2 separate regions of the Homo sapiens genome follow, and region 1 is linked to region 2. A link is a loop called in an ENCODE intact Hi-C map of the cell type or tissue named here. Cell type or tissue: gastrocnemius medialis. All regions are shown on one strand. Links, peaks and the distances in the headings refer to the core of each region. The heading gives the core; the rest is flanking DNA. Region 1 overlaps PER2 (period circadian regulator 2). Region 2 holds the start of TRAF3IP1 (TRAF3 interacting protein 1).

Region 1 (9,682 bases), core at 1,221-9,220, 72 kb before region 2:
ACATTTAGAATTAATCTATACAGAAGGCAAGGAAGGATTGTTTATGGTTATGGGACATGATATAAAGTTGACCTTGTAAAAACAAAAGGACAGGTGATAGGAGTTATGAGAGAGGAGGCTAAAGGGAGGACTAGGGACCTCAAAAGCCTTGTCTGACAGTGGAGTGGGTGGAGGGTTGAGGAATGCTGTCTAGAGTTGAGGGAGGGAGAAATTAAGCACTGGGATATGCCTCGGTGTGACCAAGGATCCTACAGGGAAAAGAGCTTAAGTAGAGAAGGCTGTACATCAGCAAAATCCTTCTTGGTTGGACTGGAAGTTGCCCAAGGTCCCCTCTGCAAGGTCAGCTTCAATTCCCTTTAGCGGTGCACTGGCCAGCTGGCATGGCCTTTTTGTCCCAGAAGCCTGGCCTATCTTGAGGTCACCAAGCCCTCCCTCCCTCCTTCACAGCAGCCTCCCCTAGCCAACACTTCCTGCCATTTGTCCCTTGGGCCAGTCCTGCCTTCAAAGTTTGCCTGAGTATGGACTTCCTGAGCATTTGAGTCCTTTGATCCCCCTAGAGCCAGGAACAGAGGCCAGCAGAGGCTGGGCAGGGTGGTGGTTGCTGCGGGGATACCAGTTAGCAGTGGGGGTGGCAGGCCATAAATCCCTGGGGGAACAAAGGCAGCTGCGGCCTGTAGACTGTCCAGGCCCCTTGTGGGCAATCTGCCCAGGAGACTCAGAGAATCTCCGTTTGGTTTGGAAATAAATCCCTTGGGGTTATATGGTAAATAAAAATACAATTAAGAGTCTTCCAAAAGCACTCAGGTTCAGTGAAACAACCATATCTGGCCATTTAGAGCAGTTTGCAGAGGCCTCTGTGCTCGCTAGGGAGGACTTTGCCTTTTATCCCATCAGCACTTGGCGTTAGGCAGCCAGGCTAGCAGGCAGAGGAGAGCCCCTCCCTTCTGCTCAGGGAGCTTCTCAGAGGCTGGGCATTGGGTTCAGGATCCATTCAGCTCTCTGCTCCCACCCCCAGGGTCATGGTTTGAAGAGTGGGAGGGATGGGGAGCAACTCTTCGGGCTTCCACAGTTTTGGCCTCACAAGGCTTCATTCATCACTGTGAAAGAAGGGCTGGGGTCAGGGGACTATGCCGCCCTGCCCATATCATTCGCAATGGAGACATGTGACCTTCCTGGTGGAGCCTCCTGACCGCCCCACCTTTAGCCCTACCTAGCCCGATGACCAGAAGACAGGCAGCCAGCCTGGAAAGGCCAGGTAACCCAGGGCAGGGATGCAGGGAAGACAGAGGTGCGTGGAGGCAGAGCTGGGGGCACTCTGGGGCTGAGCCAGACAGCTGCACCCCTCCAACTAAAAGTGAAAAGACTGTGGGGCATGACACGATTAGGTTTGCATTACGTGAGTTCACTCCTGCAGCCTGAAGGAGGGTGTGTGTGTGACACGCACAGGAAGAAAGGGAGCCAGCAAGAAGCAAACGCTATAAGGGAGCTGACCGCCAGGAGGCCTTTGGGATGTAAGATTCTTTAATGCAGAATTCCTGGAGTTCTTTAAAAAAATTTTTTTTAAATAATCTTTGCTCTCTATTCAGGTTTTCCTTTGTGCTATGTGAAAAATACATACAAGTAAAAATAAAAATATACTTGCTTTATTTACCAATTTTCTAAAAGGCAAACAGGTCATAAAAAGACACAAGCAGTCAAACAAATCTATTGCACTGGGTAAAGAAAGTTTGGTTTGCACACAAACAAACCACTTGTCCAGCAAGGCTCAACAAATCATCACAGAAACTCTGAGAGCTTATTTACATATCTCTTCGGGAATATATTAAAAAGAAGGCTCAGTTTAAAATAGAGAAAAACTGTTTAACACCTGTGTAAGCACACACACTAAAGAAAACATGACTTGATGCTTGGCATCACGTAAACAAATTCACAAGATGATCCTATTAAGTCAACTGCTTGGCACGCGCTGAAGCTACAGTTAACAATCAGTGAGCACATATTAAATGATAAAATAATGCTGATGGTAAACATTCATAACAGCAGAGTAAGATTTTGGCAGTTTTGTGTTTCGGTAACATAACTGTAACCTTAGATGAACACCTATCCCTTCATGATCTGACTTTAGAGGCAAGGAGTTTGTAACATCTAATGGCCATAAGAATGCAGACTGCTACCTTATCATAGGCATAGGCAGCTGATGTTACTTTGTAAATTAACGAAAAATTAAAGTGTTCTTGTGTTTATGAAGAATAGGTTTAATAGTCAGGCATAAGATGGTTTTACGATGAAAACCTAGTGGATTACAAAGAGATTTCACCTCCATCAAAAAACAGAAAACCCTGGTCCCAGTTGGGCGTGGTGGCTCACGCCTGTAATCCCAGCACTTTGGGAGGCCGAGGTGGGTGGATCGCTTGAGGTCAGGAGTTCGAGACCAGCCTGGCCAACATGGTGAAACCCTGTCTCTACTAAAAATACAAAAAATTAGCTGGGTGTGGTGGCAGTCGCCTGTGGTCCCAGCTACTCAGGAGGCTGAGGCAGGAGAATCGCTTGAACCTGGGAGGCAGAGGTTGCAGTGAGCCAAGATGGCGCCACTGCACTCCAGCCTGGGCAAAAAGAAACTCCATCTAAAAAAAAAAAAAAAAAAAAAAAAAAAAGAAAACCCTGGTCCCTTTTAAGCCTCATAGTCTTGGTCCAATTTTAAGTCAACTGTTCTTCAGTGATAACTTTGAATTTCCACCAGGGACCAATATTAAATTTTCTGAACCATCTTTGGAATATACAATGCAACATGAGGTTTTGTAAAAAGCCGGGCAGACTGGCCTCACTTTTCCCCAAGTGTCCAAATGACCTAAAAGTGCTGGGGACACTGGCAGAGGCCTGAAGCTGCTCCGAGAGAGGTCGGGCTCATGAAAAGAATGAGGGCTGTGCACCCAACCCAGGGTGCAGTGGGAGAGGTGAGCTCACTGCACCCCTGAAAATACAGATGCAGTCGCAAGCTGTCAGACTGAGTGGCAGTGGCTGCTCTCGGCCAGGAGATGTGATGTGGGCTTGGCTGGGTGGAAGCAGATGTCTGGGTGGTTCCAACGGAAGAAAACCAAACAGGACTGGGTCTCACATGTGTTGGTCACAGCCTGGTTTGCAAAGGGAAGTCACCATAAAGAGATGACTGATGACATATTTTAATCTCCATATTGGCCATCATGGTCTGAAAAGGAGACAAGAATAATGCAGAAATATACAGAGGGTCTGTCTGCGTGTGCATTCATCCGATGGAGTTGGCCACACAAACCACTAGGCTTCTTTAGTCCAGAGCAAATGTTTCAACTTTGTTCACTACAAACAAAACCTATGTCAGACTGAAATATTGACCACACCAGAAGCCAAAGCTGTTGGTTTGCCAAACAACGCTTCACACCATTTAATGTGAAACGTTTTGAAATAAAACTAGGAGAGGCTGCTATCTCCATTTGGTATGTATAAAAAAACACTCTACCTTGACTAAATGATAATTCAGATAAAAAGCAGTCCCCAAGAGAGGACAAAATTTGATCTGATCCAAACACCCTGGGAAAGCTCTGGAAGCCAGAGTCCCCAGCTGGTGCAGCAGACAGAGGTCTCGTCACAGTCACAGGACTTCTGGGAGCACTGAGGCAACTTCCCTGACACTAAGAGGCGCTTAGTCTTTCTCAAGTTAAATAACAACTAAAATCTCTTCCCCATCCCACAAAACTCCACATATATATTTTATATATAAAAACATATTTCTTTCCGAACTCTCCCCACTCTCCACAGTTTTAAGTCGCCCCTTCAGAAAACTATGTTGTTTTTTTTTCTAAAACAAAAAAAGCAACATGAGCATATGTGTCCATTTCAGTGGAAACAGCCATGAAGATCTTTCATCTCTTCCAAGCACCACCTGGTGTACCTCGCTGGCTGCCGGGCTGAGGTGGGGCAGGGGTTACGTCTGCTCTTCGATCCTGTGATTCAAGGGGGATCCATTTTCGTCTTCTTTGGTGTCCGACACTTCGCTGAGTCCCAGAGAAGGAATATCTTCCTCATATGGTATGCAAATATTACCTTTTTCCTTGTTTTCACAGTAAACACATTCCTTAAAAGAAAAAAAAAGAGAAATCAGTAACAAACTTGAGATCTGAGTTGTTACAAAAGTCATTCAAATTGGCCGGGCGCGGTGGCTCACGCCTGTAATCCCAGCACTTTGGGAGGCCGAGGCGGGCAGATCACGACGTCAGGAGATCGAGACCTTCCTGGCTAACACGGTGAAATCCCATCTCTACTAATAATACAAAAAATTAGCTGGGCGTGGTGGCAGGCACCTGTAGTCCCAGCTACTTGGGAGGCTGAGGCAGAAGAATCGCTTGAACCCTGGAGGCAGAGCTTGCAGTGAGCGGAGATCACGCTACTGTGCTCCAGCCTGGGCGACAGAGTGAGACTCTGTCTCAAAAGATAAAAAGTCATTCAAACTGAGTAAGGTGCAGGTGACCAGGTGTCAGCCAGGAGGTGGCTGGCAGCAAAGGCCAAAATCCCTGTCCCAGGAGCTGGCACTCTAGTAGCAGAGAGAGACAATAACTAAGAAGGGCTCCAGAGGCATAGGGTATATAGAGGACATCTGTGATTTTCAACTGGACATTCACAGCAGGCCAAAGAAAAGGTGACGCAATGATTTTGAAACGTGTCCACACTCTTTGCCACTCCTTCCTCAAAAGGTGGGGCCTAATTCCTTTCTCCTTAAACCTTGGCTGGACTTAGGCATTTGCCTCTAACAAAGAGTACCTGACTTCTGATTCTAGGTCCTAAAAGGCACCTTGGCTTCCTCTTTTCCTCTCTGGGGAAGTCACCTGCTACACTGTGAGGACATCCAGGCAGCCCTACGGAGAGGTCCCCATGGCAAGGAGCTGAGGCCTCTGCCAAGAGCCAGCAGTGTGTGAGAGGCCTGCAAGTGAGGCTCCTGGAAGCCGGTCCTCCAGCTGGCAGGTGACAGAAGCCCCCACCAGTATCTTACCGTCAACATCAGGAACGACCCTGAGCTAGAAGTACCCAGCTAAGCCGCTCTCAAATTCCTGACCCAAAGAGACCGTGCAAGGTAATACAAGTTCATTGTTGAAGTCACTAAGCGTTGGGGCCATCTGCCATGCAGCAGCAGATTACTAATGCAGCAGCGGGTGGAAAACAGACTCTAAGGCAGCCAGGGTGAGCCACGGGTCTATTTCAGGAAAAAGGATTCCAAGCAAAGGGCTGGGCATGTGCGAAGATCCTGTGGCAGGGGCCTGCCAGGGCAGTCGGGGAAACAGCCAAGGGGCCAGTGTAGCTGGAGAGGAGGGAAGGAGAGGAAAAATGGGAGATGAGGTAGAAGATGTGGATAGGTGGTCAGATGTGTATGGCTTTGCAACCATTTATTCTGATTGAGGTGGCACAGTGCTGGCAGGAATCTGAACTGTCACCGGAGGTGACACAGGGAGCAGTGAGTGCAGCTTCGAGGCCACTCTGACATCCAGGGTTCATGCCATGGAAGCATCCTCATGGCTTGGACCTGTGTGGTGATGGGCTTCATCTACCTTCAAGGTTAAACCCAGACAATCTGCCAACCCACCAGCTGGGGCCTGATAAGTAGAGCCCAGGATGCCTCCAGGGCTTGCAGGGTGCAGGTGGGGAAAAGAGGTGCAGACACTGAGCCCGAGGGTGGGCAGAAGAGGAAGAGCCTGTGGGGAGGCCAAGAGGTCAGAGGGACAGCCTGAAGAGCACAGGGCCTGGAGACCAAGGGCAGCAAGAGCTCCCTGGAGAGAGCCGCTCACTGCTGCCAATGGTCCCTGGGACGAGGACTGAGAAGTGACACTGTGTTCGGCTGCTGGAGAACTTGAGACCTTGACAAGAGCAGCTTCCACGGTATGTGGGAGGGAGGGGTCGGCAGAGAGCAGGAGAGAGGGGCTGGAGTGCCCACAGGGCCGCTGGAAGGACATGTGCCTGAGAGCACGCCAGCAGGAACTTGTTTTTTCCACCATTATTTAATGTTCTCCAGGGACACTGAGGGTTTGTGACAGGAGAGGGTTTTTTTTTGTAAAATAGAAAACAGAATTGAAAGAAAGAAAAAACAGATTTCAGCAAGTGACTGAGATTAGATTTTTCAGCCTTTTTGGAAACAACATTGAAAAGCCACTGGAGAAAAGTTCTTTGAAGTGGACCTAGTGCTGTGCCTTTAAAAACATAAACCTTTAATTTTAGAAATTTTTTTTTTTTTTTTTGAGACAGAGTCTTGCTCTGTCGCTCAGGCTGGAGTGCAGTGGTGCCATCTTGGCTCCCTGCAAGCTCTGCCTCCGGGGTTCCCGCCATTCTCCTGCCTCAGCCTCCTGAGGAGCTGGGACTACAGGCGCCCGCCACCACGCCCAGCTAATTTTTTGTATTTTTAGTAGAGACGGGGTTTCACCGTGTTTGCCAGGATGGTCTCGATCTCCTGACCTCGTGATCCACCCGCTTCGGCCTCCCAAAGTGCTGGGATTACAGGCGTGAGCCACCGCGCCCGGCCTAATTTTAGAAGTTTTAAATTGACAGAAAAGTTGCAAAGACAGTACAGAGAATCCCCATCACAGAGCCTTTTAGGGCCATATCAGAAATCGAGTCCCGTGAGCTTACTGCCACGTCGATGGCTGCGGGCAGGCCGCCCGTCTGCATCCACTGGTGGACCTCGCGCAGCTCCTGCTTCTGACTCTCCGTGAACCTGGGCTGGAGTTTCTGTAGGAGCTTCAGCTTCTCTCTGTCCTCCTTCAAAACCGCTTCTAAATTTCTTCGCAAGATATTTAGAAATCGGTAAGCTTTCAAATGTCTTAAGGGTATCTATTTTTATTCTTTCAGAATAATGTAGTTTTAGATGATTTTGTTTAATGCAAATTTCCTTTTCTTTAAAAAAATTTTCATTTAAGGTAACTTAATCTCCCTAGTAAAGAACCCGTAGTTTTTCTATGAAAATGATGATTCTGGTCAAGATTTAATTTTTCTGTATTTTACAATAGGCCTGGGAGCTGCGTATCTGCAGGTGTAACCTTGTCCCCTGGGGCTCAGGTCCACACAGGCATGGTTCATCTGGGAGATTCTTGCCAGCAGGACGGCATTCCCCTGCCACTGGCCTGTGCTGGGCTGGACTACAGCTGCCCTGGAGATGGAGCCCCCATATCCACTAGCTGACCAGAGGACTTAGGGGTTTGATATGGTTTGGCTCTGTGTCCCCACAAAAATCTTATCTGGAACTGTAATACCCATGTGTTGAGGGAAGGACCTGGTGAGGGGGGACTGGATCATGGGGGCGGTTCCCCTACGCTGTCCTGGTGATAGTGAGTTGTAACGCGATCTGATGGGTTTATAAGTATTTGGCAGTTCCTCCTTCGCTTGTGCTCTTTTCCTGCTGCCTTGTGAAGAAGGTGCTTGCTTCTCCTCCCTTCCACCATGACTGTAAGTTTCCTGAGGCTTCCCTGGCCCCGCAGGACTGTGAGTTAACTAAACCTCTTTCCTTTATAAATTACCCAATCTCAGGTATTTCTTTACAGCAGTGTGGAAACAGACCTACACAGGGTTCATTTTTCCTTCCTTTCTTTCCTCCCAGCTTCCCATGCCAAGCGGGTGCTCCGCAGGGGAAGGGACCACATGCAGTTCCCTATGGCAGCCTGATGTGGACACAGAGCCCCGGGTCACTGCAGAGCAGCCCGCTCCCTGGGCTGGTCACCTACCTTGACACTTGGTTCCTTCAAGTCTAAGTCAGACAGCCAGATACACCCCATTTACCTCACAGGGTTACTGGGCAACAAAGCAAGAGATGCTGGCACCAATGCTTTGTGAAAATTGAGCATGGCACTGTGAAGGAGGCACCAGGAGCCTGTCTTCCTCGAAGGCTGTAGGGTGTGAATCCACATGGCCCCGGCTTATCCTGGCCACACTGCAGGGCCAGGGCCACCCTGTACTAGCCTGGCAGAATTGTCCAGAGGGAAGCCTGCTTCTCTGCTGCACTCAGCTAAATCTAAGTCTTTCAGAGGGGCGTCCCGCCCCATCTGAATGACCTTGACCTTGTTGTTTCTGGGAGCTCCTGAACCCCATCCCTCCCCAGGTGCCTAGGAAAACGCTGGGTGGTTACCGGGAAGGCAGCTGGTACGTCATCATGACGCTGCTGTCCGCATCTGCCATCAGCAGCCAGATGGGATCCTGCAGGACGCACTTAATGAAATGCTCACTTTCTTCCATACCAGTGTTCATTTTTGCTTTGTGATTATTCTCTGAGGAGTCAATGCTTCCAAAATATTTGCTGGTATGACTTGTGTCACTACTGCCTTTAAAAACAAAAAACGTGGTGCGTCAAAACATTGACATATGAAATTAAACCTTGCATAATGTGCTTCCTCAAAGTCAGAATGATTTGAGAGAGCCCAGTGCCTTCTTAGGTATTGGGTATCTATGCCGGTGCATGTTCCCCTTCTCTCCCACTTCTTGAATGCTCTGGGTAATTAGGAAACAGGATCTCTGCTAGTGCCATGCAGGCGATTCTTTCCTGTGAAGCCCTGAGCAGCTCAGGTGGAGCTGCGTGTTAGAAGCCTTGACCTTCTCTCCCAAGCTCTCACCATCTCCACTCATGTGGACCACAGGGCACTGCAGTTTCCCACAAGGGGAGGCAGCTGGCCTGGAGCGCTCCCTAGCCAGCCTCACCTGTGCAGCACGCCTGCGAAGGGAGGCGAGGTGAAAGCTCACTCCAGAGAAGTAGGGGAGCTTCAATTTTGTGGAGAGTGTGTACATTTCTGGTGCCTGAGATTCCAGATCACATGTGAAAGATCCCAGCGGGTAGAGGCTTGCAGGTGCTCCATACCCTCAGTTCACACAAGTGGAACTAAAGCAGGAAGGCAAACCACTATCTGGGGAGTCAGAGGGCTGGTCCCACAAGGAGCCAGGGTGTGAGGCCTGTAGGCACTGAAATCAGAAGCAAACAGGGAGGATGTGGAATTCTGACTAGCTAGGGCCAGCCATGCTGAACAGGGAGAGTGTGTCTGTGTGGGTGTCTGCATGGGCTCTGACAGCTGCTTGGGGAGTGCCGGTGATCCCTGTTCTGAGCACAGAGGCCGGCCTGTGACTCTGGAGCAGTGCATCCTGCAGGAACCTCCCAAGTGCCTAACACCCCGCCAGGGCCAACATACCTGCCCCACTCGGGGAGGCGTCGCAGCCCAGTGAGCCGGAGCCCAGAGACTCCGAAGCAGCAGAGCCCGAGGCTGAGCAGAGGTCCTCATTCAGCAGGAGGTTTAGGAGGCCGCTTGACGTGGAAAGGGCGTCACTGTTCTGTGTGTCTGAGGGTTCATCACGCTTTAGGGACAGGAAGCAGATACTGCTGTTCAGGGGCTCAGTCAGGACACAGCATATGCAGCGGGGTGGGGGTGGGGGGCATGAGTGGGGTGAGGGTGGAGGGGTGCTGTGGAGCGGCTGCAAGGTTCACGGCCAGGGACGGCCTAACGAGCAGACCACGCATCACCACCAGGCCTACGGTGCAAATTCCACTGATGCTCTATGGATGCCGTCTAGTTACATTTAATTTTCGGAGAGTCACATGGAAGACGGCAATACCTGGGCTCCAGGGGGGAAAGCCTCAGGCTGCTCCTTGGCCACAGCCCCCTCCTCACATGCAGCAGACATGGATGGGGAA
Region 2 (9,682 bases), core at 898-8,897:
AGGAATCCTTAGCTGCCTCTTCTTAGGCCTGCTTTCCAAGCACCCCGGATGCCCATCCGCCCTCCCGCTCTGTGCAGAGGGTGAGGACTCACCTTGAGGCAGTGTTGGGGCCTCATGAGACACAGTGGGTGGCATGGAAGACAGTCCATGCTCCTCAAGCACTGCACTGTCCAGGGACGCATGTCCACTCCCTGGCCACCTCCCCGCCTCCGTAAGGATCTCGGTGGGACTGGGTGACTCTGCTCCCTTGTCCCAGATCTTCTCAGAGCTCCTGATGCCCAGGTGGGCAGGAGGGTCTCTGATGGCTCACAGTTCCAAACAGCCAGGCCCTGTGCCCTCAAGGCCTCCACAAGGCCTTGGCCCACACGGCTCCTGCTCTCCATAGGCTGGGGGAGAGATAGGAACCAGCTTCCCCTTTGAGCAGCACTGGTTCAGGGTCCGAACCTCAGGGGCCCAAGTGTTCTCCAGGCCACACCTACCTCTCCCACCACTCAGGCTGGCCACTGTCAGACAAGCGGGTTTCTGGCCATCAGGCCCAGAGGAGGATACTGCCCAGATGGGACTTTCTGGGGCGGGGGCCGGGGAGCTCTGCTCTTGGGAACATTGTTCCGAAGGCAGGGCGCTTGTGGTCTCTGTGCTCCTTCCACCGCTGCTCAGGCTGACCCCAGCCAGCTCAGAGCTCAGAGACGGATGGGCCCTTGCAGGAGCCTCTTGGCTCCCAGCTTGGCCATGGTGGGCAGATCAGGGAAGGCGGCCCAGCCGGGCTTCCTCCAGTTTGGGAAGACTCTCCCGCTTTCAGCCACCACAGCATCACCTGCATCTGGTGCAGCACCCCTGGAGGGCCCTGTCATCCTGTGAAGATGACCGCCCTCTCTCTAACACCTGGGAGCAGGAGGCTGCTGCAGTCTTGTCTAAGGGCTTCATCGTTTCAGAGCTTTAGGCCAGCCTCTGCGAAATGAGGGCCCAGCCACGAAGAAGTACAGTCTCACCATGCTCCTCCCCTATAAAAACTTTCAGGGAGGCCTGAGGAGAGGTTGGGTGGTGGGCAGGAAAGGTGAAATGCAGGAATGAAGGGAGCTAACAGCATTCTCCATGTTCATGGGAAGTGTTAGTTTCACTGGGTGGGGGATGTTGGCAAATGACAGGGCAGTATGGAAACTATTTATTTTTCTTTATGGGGTTTGATGAACTGTTTAATTAATGCTTGTTCTTGGGAAGGAGGTACGTGTGTGATAAGGACACGTGTGGACAATCAGGAGAAGAATGGGAATTTGGGAGCCCTAGAAGGAGCGTGATTCAGTGATTCAGTGTCCACCGTCATCCTGGACTGTTCCAAGGGACTGCAGTGCCAAATGTCACAGTGGACTGTCCTGCAGAGGTCCTTGGGATGGTGTGAGTCTGGACTGGAGACCATATACTCTGGGAAGTGTAGTGCTGAGAGAAAGGGGATGGATGGAAGATCACAAAAGCTTCTGTGGGTTGGGAGTGGAGTTTCCAGAGTCAGGAAGATTTCATGAGGCAGGAGTCAGAGGCTGGTGGTGCTCTGGCCAAGGAGTAGGGTTATAAACGGAGAGCAGCCAAGATGGAATCCCTCTGAGGGTGCAACTCTTTGGGGGCTTGTTTTCCCCACGGAGCATGGGATGGTTCTATATGGTGAGTGTCGTTAAATTCCCTCTATCATGGGCTGTCTCTCTCTTAGGTGTCTCCCAGCCTCTCGGCCGAGTCTCACACAGCCAGCCCACCTGCAAGGTGCAGTGTAGGAGGAAGCAAGGCCAACAGTTAGAAGGAGATGAGCCCTGGCCCCTTTCATCTGGCCTCTGTCTAGGTGACCAAAGCTCACTTGGTCCTGGATATAGTTAGCAGCATGAGGAGTGATGTTCCTAGGACCAGTGGACAGCATGGACGCTGCCTTCTAGAAGGTCTTAACTCCCCATTAAATCCCCAGCACTCAGACAGTAATCCATACATAGCAGTGATTCAGTAAATGCTTGAATGATACTTGATGTGGTATCTTCACTAGAGATATATGAATATTTAGCAAGGGCAGGGAAATATGCTCAAAATCACTAATCACTACAGAAATGTAAATAGGAACCATAACAAGACACCATTCCACACCCGTAGAAAGATGAACGTTAAAAAAGACTGACAGGGGCCGGGTGCGGTGGCTCACGCCTGTAATCCCAGCACTTTGGGAGGCTGAGGTGGGTAGATCTTGAGGTCAGGAGATTGAGACCATCCTGGCCGACATGGTGAAACCCTGTCTCTACTAAAAAATACAAAAAATATCTGGGCGTGGTGGCAGGCACCTGTAGTCCCAGCTACTCAGGAGGCTGAGGCAGGAGAATGGCATGAACACGGGAGGCGGAGCTTGCAGTGAGCCAAGACAGTGCCACTGCACTCCAGCCTGGGCGACAGAGCAAGACTCTGTCTGCGGGGTGGCGGGGGGGTGCAGGTGGGAAGACTGACAGGCTGGGCACAGTGGCTCACACCTGTAATCCCAGCACTTTGGGAGGCCAAGGCGGGCAGATCACCTGAGGTCAGGAGTTCGAGACCAGTCTGGCCAACATGGTGAAACCCCATCTCTACTGACAATACAAAAATTAGCTGGGTATGGTGGCGGGTGCCTGTAATCCCAGTTACTCAGGAGACTGAAGCAGGAGAATCACTTGAACCCAGGAAACAGAGGTTGCAGTAAGCTGAGAGCATGCCATTGCACTCCAGCCTGGGCAACAGAGCAACACTCCATCTCAAAAAAAAAAAAAAAAAAAAAAAACCCAAAAACAAAAAGAAGAAGAAAAACAAAAAGACTGACAATACCAGATGTTGGCAGGGATATGGAGTAACTTGGGATTCAATATATTGCTGGTGGGAATGAATGATGATGCAGCCACTTTAAAAACAGCATGGTAGTATTTGTAGAGTTAAACATATTCTTACCATACAACCCAACAATTCCAATACAAGAGAAATGAAAACTTTCACAAAGACTTGTAAGTGAATGGTTATAGCAGCATTTTTTTTTTTTTTGAGACAGAGTCTCACTCTGTCACCCAAGCTGGAGTTCAGTAACACGATCTCAGCTCACTGCAACCTCCGCCTCCCAGATTCAAACATTTCTTGTGCCTCAGCCTCCTGAGTAGCTGGAATTACAGATGCACCCCACCACGACTGGCTAATTTTTGTATTTTTAGTAGAGACAGGGTTTCACCACATTGGCCAGGCTGGTGCTGAATCCCTGACCTCAAGTGATCTGCCCACCTTAGCCTCCTGAAGTGCTGGGATTACAGGTGTGAGCCACCATGCCTGGCCAGCAGCATTATTCATAAAAAATAAAAAACTGAAAGCAACCCAAATGTCCATCAACTGATGAATAAACAAATTACACTATGAAATACCATTCAGCCACAAAAAGGAATGGCATATTAATATACGTGTAACAATATGAATGAATCTCAAAAATATAAGAGAAATAATGAAATACAAAAGACTGTGTACTGCATGATTCCATTTATATGAAACTCTAGAAGAGGCAAAATTATAATGACAGAAACCAGATTAGTGGCTGCCTGGGGCTGGGGTGGGGAAGGAGATGGGCTGCAAATAAGCAGCAAGAAATGTTTTAGGGTGCAGGGACTGTTCTGTATTCTGATTGTGGTGGTGGTAACATAATTGTATATAATTACCAAAATGTATCAACCTGCACACTTAAAATGTGTGAATTTTATTGTATGTAAATAATAAAATATAAATTTTAAGTAGAAGAGACCCCCACATCTAGATATACCATGTGCAAACTTCTGGCAAACCAATAATAAAAATAAAATCTTGAAGGCAGCCAGAAACAATAGACAGAAGAACAAAGAATTACGGAAGACTTTTATTCAGAAACTACGCAAGCCAGAAGTCAATGGAGTAACATCCTTAAAGTACTGAAAAACAAAAACAGTCAGTCTAGAATGCTACACTTTTCTTTTTGTTTGTTTTTGTTTTTTAAAGACAGAGTCTTGCTCTGTTGCCCAGGCAGGAGTGCAGTGGTGCCATCTTGGCTCACTGCAAGCTCCAACCCCCGGGTTCAAGCGATTCTTGTGCCTCAGCCTTCCAAGTAGCTGGGGTTACAGGCACACACCACTACGCCCAGCTAATTTTTATATTTTTAGTAGAGACAGGCTTTCACCATTTTGGCCAGGCTGGTCTCAAACTCCTGACCTTAAGTGATCTGCCTGCCTCAGGCTCCCAAAGTGCTGGGATTACAGGCGTGAGCCACTGTACCCCTAGAATTCTTTTTTTTTTTTTTTGAGACGGAGTCTCACTCTGTCACCCAGGCTGGATTGCAGTGGCATGACCTCGGCTCACTGCAAGCTCTGTCTCCTGGGTTCAGGTGATTCTCTTGCCTCAGCCTTCCTGGTAGCTGGGATTACAGGCGCCCGCCTCTGCACCCAGCTAATATTTTGTATTTTAAGTAGAGACGGGGTTTCACCATGTTGGTCAGGCTGGTCTCGAACTCCTGACCTCCCAACTCTAGAATTCTATACTTCTATGCTTAATAAATATTTGTGGCTGAATTTACTGGAGGTGGTTATAGGGGGACATGGAAGGAAAACTATAAAAATGCAATTTAGTATTTGTTGATAAACCATACAGCCTGACTGGCATTGAAATTGGTTGTCTGTATAACTTTTCCATTACCAACTGAACTGTGCTAGAAGAAATATTAAAGGAAGTTCTTCAGACAGGAGGGGTATGACACCAGATGGCGATTTAGATCTCCACAAAAAATGAGGAGGCCTGAAAATGGTAAAAATGAAGGTCAATTTAAAAGTTATAATGGGGGCGGTCGCGCACACCTGTAATACCAGCACTTTGGGAGGCCGATGCGGACGGATTGCCTGAAGTCAGGAGTTCCAGACCTGCCTGGCCAACATGGTGAAACCCCGTCTCTACTAATAATGCAAAAGCGAGGCTGGTGTGGTGTCGGGAGCCTGAAGTCGCAGCTACTCATGAGGCTGAGGCAGGAGAATCACTTGAACCTGGGAGGTGGAGGTTGCAGTGAGCCAAGATCGTGCCACTGCACTCCAGCCTGGGCGACAGAGTCAGACTTCGTCTCAAAAAAAAAAAAAGGTTATAATGGTGTTCTCATTAGAAGAACTACAGACCCCAGAGCTCTCAAATCGCCGGAAGGATTTCTGCGGTAGGCCTGTGCATGATGGACAGAGGACAGGTGGTAAAGAATCACGGACACCTAGTAGGACAACTAGGCATGGCTTTGTCCCGGTTTCAGAGCACCGACACAGCATTTAGTCACCATTTACCTTCTTGGGAGGTGGGTTAGGCAGCGGGCACACTAGTCCTGCTTTGTGGGAGCAGAAGTGAAGTCTCAGAGAAAACAGGTGACTTGCCCAAGAAGCCTTATTAATTACCAGCCAGGACAGCGTATTTTCTATTCCGTGTGTTTTGGGATAACTTAGTGCCGTCCCCTCCGATGAACCAGTGCCTTCGAAAGCCCTTGAGATTTGGGAAACAGGCGGCACAGATCTTGGAGGTTACCTTGTTCTTAATCAGTCCTCAGGCAGTCGCCTCTAACGCGAGCGAACACCGGCTTCCCGAGGCCGTCGCTCGGCAGAGGAGGGGCCAGGCGCCCGATCCCAGATCCCCTTTCCCCGCCCCGCCGCGCCCCGCCTGCTCTGGCACAGCCGCACTCCCGCAAATCCCTCCCGCGGAACCCCCACTCCTGCCTGCGCGGGCGCTGGAAGGCGGGCAGGGGGCGGGGCGCCGCGGCGCGTCCGTTGCTAAGGCCGCGCAGCCCTAGTGACCGAACGCCCTGCGGCGGCCGCGCAGGCGCTGTGGTGGGCTCCGGTGCACTGTGGGATGGAAACCGGAGCGGCGCGTCCTGGCAGGACCGGGCGGCGGCGGCGGCGGGGCCGGCGGCGGCCAGGGACCCGGGCTTAGGCTCGGCCAGGCCGGCTGAGGGGCGCGGGCGGCCAGCGGGCGGCGGACGCCGTCATGAACGCGGCGGTGGTGAGGCGGACGCAGGAGGCGCTGGGGAAAGTGATTCGGAGGCCGCCGCTGACCGAGAAGCTGCTGAGCAAGCCCCCGTTCCGCTACCTGCACGACATCATCACGGAGGTGGGCGCCGGGGACCGGGCCCGGCCAGGTGCGGGTCGGGATTCCGGTGGGCGCCGAGGTCAGGGCCCGGGCCGGGTGGCGCCGGGTGCGAGCCGGGCTCGGGCTCAGGTGCGGGTCGGGGGCCGGGGCTGGGCCGGAGTCGGGGCCCGGGCCGGGTGTGAACCGGGTGTGGGCCGGGCTCGGGGTGCAGGTCGGGGACCTGTTCAGGGCCGGGTGTGGGCCGGGCACAGGGTGCGGGTCGGGGGCCGGGGTCAGTTCCGGGGTCGGGGCGAGAGTTCTGTGCGGCCCCTGCCTGGGAGCCCGGCCTGTAGGCCCAATTCCGCGGCGCCCTCCGTGAGGAGGTCCTGCCCCTCCCCCGGCTCCGGGCCGCCGCTTACAAGGAGGCTCCGGGCCCTCAGGAGCATTCTTACTTCTTCCCTGCCTGCCCTTGTATTTCCTTAGAGTGCATCTTCCATTATTGCTGGCAGAGCTGCTTCTGTGACTCCTGCCTCGTCTAACCTTGCAGAACCCCTCTCGCTTGCCCTGAAGTATGTAGCACGTGGAAGGCACTCCCTAAATCCTGGGAGAATGGAAATAATATTTTTTATACAACCCTTCTGCCCCAAAGTTTCCCTCCATACCACATTTTGGGTGCTTAATAAATGCCTGCGGGTGGATTTAGTGGAGGCGGCTGTAGGGGGACTTGGCAGGAAAGACTGTAACAGAGCTGCACAGCCTGCCCTACGTTGAGATTGGTGGTCTCTGTAGCTTTTTCCACTTGCGGATGGTGTGCTCCTCCGTGACGGAGACCCTGGCTTGCTTATTAGCATGGCTCTGGTGATCTGCACTGGGTAAGGTACATAGAAATTGCACAACAAACATCCCCTGTTGAGTGGGACCTGTCAAGGCTCGTGGTAACTCCCTGGTAACTCTCAGGAGCGTCACTGCAGCGGGCGCAGCACCCATTTCCATGGTGGACCCAAGGGCACGTGGGAACTCAGAGGTGTGTTTTGGGATTTAGGATTCAGGTTGGACTTGCAGACTTCCAGGGCCTCATGACCTCACCTGGTGATGGTCCTCAAGCTCTGTTTCTCACTCTTTTCAACAGGTTGGGTGCCTTATTCTTGCACAGACTTTGCTTTACTGGTTCTGCCCTCCTACCTTAGCTTATAACGTGTGGTCTCCTGGAGCGTGTGCCTCTGTGTTAAAACAGTGCCTAAAAATGCTCTCGAATCCACCCACATCCCAGGGCCTCGCCAGCCCTGGTCATGTCCTCCCAGCTGGTGCAGCACTTACAGCCTGTCCTGGACAGTGTGTGGGGAGAGGACCTGCTGTGTGGATAGCCCGGTGGGAGGGGGACAATGTGCCGCATCACCACCGTCCCGTGAAGTAGGCGGGTACCCGTCCTCTGACCCAGAGGGAACAAGAGCCAGTGTGAGCCCAGCCCACTCTAGCTGTGGCTGCCAAAACCTTTATTCTCCCAGGCCTGTCTGTCCCACTGAAATGCAGAGCCCCAGGAGGGAGGTGCAGGGAGTGTGCCTTATCCTTGTGGGGCAGTGATGGCGCTCAGCTCACGGTGGCTGTCCAGTCACTACCGCATAGTTGGTCAGAGGAATCCTAATGGGAGAGGAGGAGGAACATGGGCTGGGTGCTGTGGCTCACGCCTGTAATCCCAGCACTCTGGGAGGCCAAGGCGGGCAGATCACTTGAGCCCAGATGTTCAAGACCAGCCTGGCCAACATGGTTAAAACTCCATCTCTACTGAAAATACAAAAATTAGCTGAGTGTGGTGGTGCACCTGTAATCCCAGCTACTCAGGAGGCTGAGTAGGGAAGATTGCTTGAGCCGGGAAGGTTGAGGATGCAGTGAGCTGTGATTGTAACACTGCACTCTAGCCTGGGTGACAGAGTAAGACCCTGTCTCAAAAAAAAAAAAAAAAAAAAAAAAAAAGAATTGCCTTCTTGGCCAGGTAGATAGGGTGTGTGGAACGAGTTGCATGTTCCCAATTAGGAACGACTGGTCTGCTCTTCTCCCATAGACTTCCTCATCTAATGCCAAAGTTGATTTCTCTCCCTGTGTAAAGATAAATAAATTATGACCTACTTGATAAAGTTGTTAGAATGACTGACATATTGGAAAGGATTTTCAGATAATAGGTGGAGAGCCTCTTATGAAAATGCTTTACTGTACTGAATATTATACACACATTGCTATATTAGTATTTTAGCTATAGCTACACTAACCACCCCGTTTCATTAAGCTAAGTGTGGATACTGTGACGTTAATGTCTCTTGTCACTTACAGTTATTGTTCACAATTTTTTTTTTTTTTTTAGAGGGATTCTTGCTCTGTCGCCCAGGCTGGAGTGCAGTGACACAGTCTCCACTCACTGCAACTTACGCCTCCCAGGTTCAAGCAATTCTCCTGTTTCAGCCTTCTGAGTAGCTGGGACTGCAGGCACATGCCACCATGTCCAGCTAATTTTTCTATTTTTAGTAGAGATGGGGTTTCGCCATGTTGTCCGGCCTGATCTCGAACTCCTGACCTCAGGTGATCCGCCTGCCTCGGCCTCCCAAAGTGCCGAGATTACAGGTGTGAGCTACTGTACCCAGCCTATTGCTCACAATTTTAACTGCCAGCATCCTGGGAAAACCTCAACAGGGACAAAATGAAAATGTTCCAGGAATGTTAAATGCAGGATGCTCTTAATATTCTACCTGTCATCTCAAGAAAAACAGTAGCATAGCTCTTACATAGTGTGGTGTGGAATGAAAACTCCTAGATTCATTAATACCTAACTTGATGCAAATTAAGGAGTTGTGGCTTGATTCCAGAGGAGGCTCTCATTAGGGTGGGACTGTCTTGTTTTTAAAACATGTCTTCCCGTAATAAATATGCTTTATTAGCTGACCTAGGATATGTGGCTATGAGCATACCTGTCCTTACCACATACCATGCAGCCTGCTGGTAAGGGTCCCAGCTATTCAAAATGCTTGTTGCTACAAATTGTATTGATTTTACAGTAACCTACCACATTTCAAAAAACTGCAGTCTGAGACAACCCAGGACCCTGGCTGGGTGTGGTGGTTGAGAGGAACAGGAAAAATAATTGCCCTAAAAGCTGGTTTTAGGGCTAATTAGGAGGTACAGGTTACCTGAGGGAAGGGATGATTAGGGAGAGAACCAAAGCAGTGAGGTGTGGAGCCTGCCACCATCTTAAGAAGTGAGTAGTGACACGTGGTGAGGAGAAAGACCCTTGCAGAACTTCTAGTCTTAGCAAACTAGGTTGAGAAATTCCTTTTCTTTTCTTTCTTTTTTTTTGAGGCAGAGTCTCACTGCGTTGCCCAGGCTGGAGTCCTGTGGCATGATTCTGACTCACTCCAACCTCCACCTCCCGGGTTCAAACAATTCTGTTGCCTCAGCCTCCTGAGTAGCTGGGATTACAGACGCCCACCACCATGCCTGGCTAATTTTTGTATTTTTAGTAGAGACGGGGTTTCACCTTGTTGGCCAGGCTGGTCTTGAACTGCTGACCTCAAGTGATCCACCCACCTCGGCCTCCCAAAGTGCTGGGATT

The links. Peaks named below come from ENCODE experiments on the same cell type or tissue, not always from the same donor. Only the 100,000 strongest peaks of a DNase experiment are listed, where the experiment ranks them.
Region 1: it touches region 2 in a loop (2.6-fold over the local background); 15 of 110 quality-filtered maps call a loop at or near these places.

What each region holds. Positions count from the first base shown.
Region 1 is chr2:238,242,417-238,252,098 of GRCh38, forward strand. It overlaps PER2 (period circadian regulator 2), which reads right to left. Exons shown (of 23, transcript NM_022817.3): 20 at 9,183-9,345; 21 at 8,135-8,327; 22 at 6,646-6,796; 23 at 1,628-4,108. The coding sequence ends at 3,959. Among named protein-coding and RNA genes, the nearest start is that of HES6, 7.2 kb to the left of the region's middle. RefSeq lists enhancers at 3,732-4,931, 5,740-6,240. In gastrocnemius medialis, for the core only: no CTCF peak of the experiment used is centred there; a DNase peak (open chromatin) is centred at 5,175; H3K27ac peaks cover 3,222 bases.
Region 2 is chr2:238,314,660-238,324,341 of GRCh38, forward strand. TRAF3IP1 (TRAF3 interacting protein 1) reads left to right here and starts at 5,859. Exons shown (of 17, transcript NM_015650.4): 1 at 5,859-6,126. The coding sequence starts at 6,004. RefSeq lists an enhancer at 393-892 and silencers at 5,513-5,992, 6,123-6,352. In gastrocnemius medialis, for the core only: no CTCF peak of the experiment used is centred there; DNase peaks (open chromatin) are centred at 5,742 and 8,592; H3K4me3 peaks cover 2,019 bases; H3K27ac peaks cover 3,986 bases.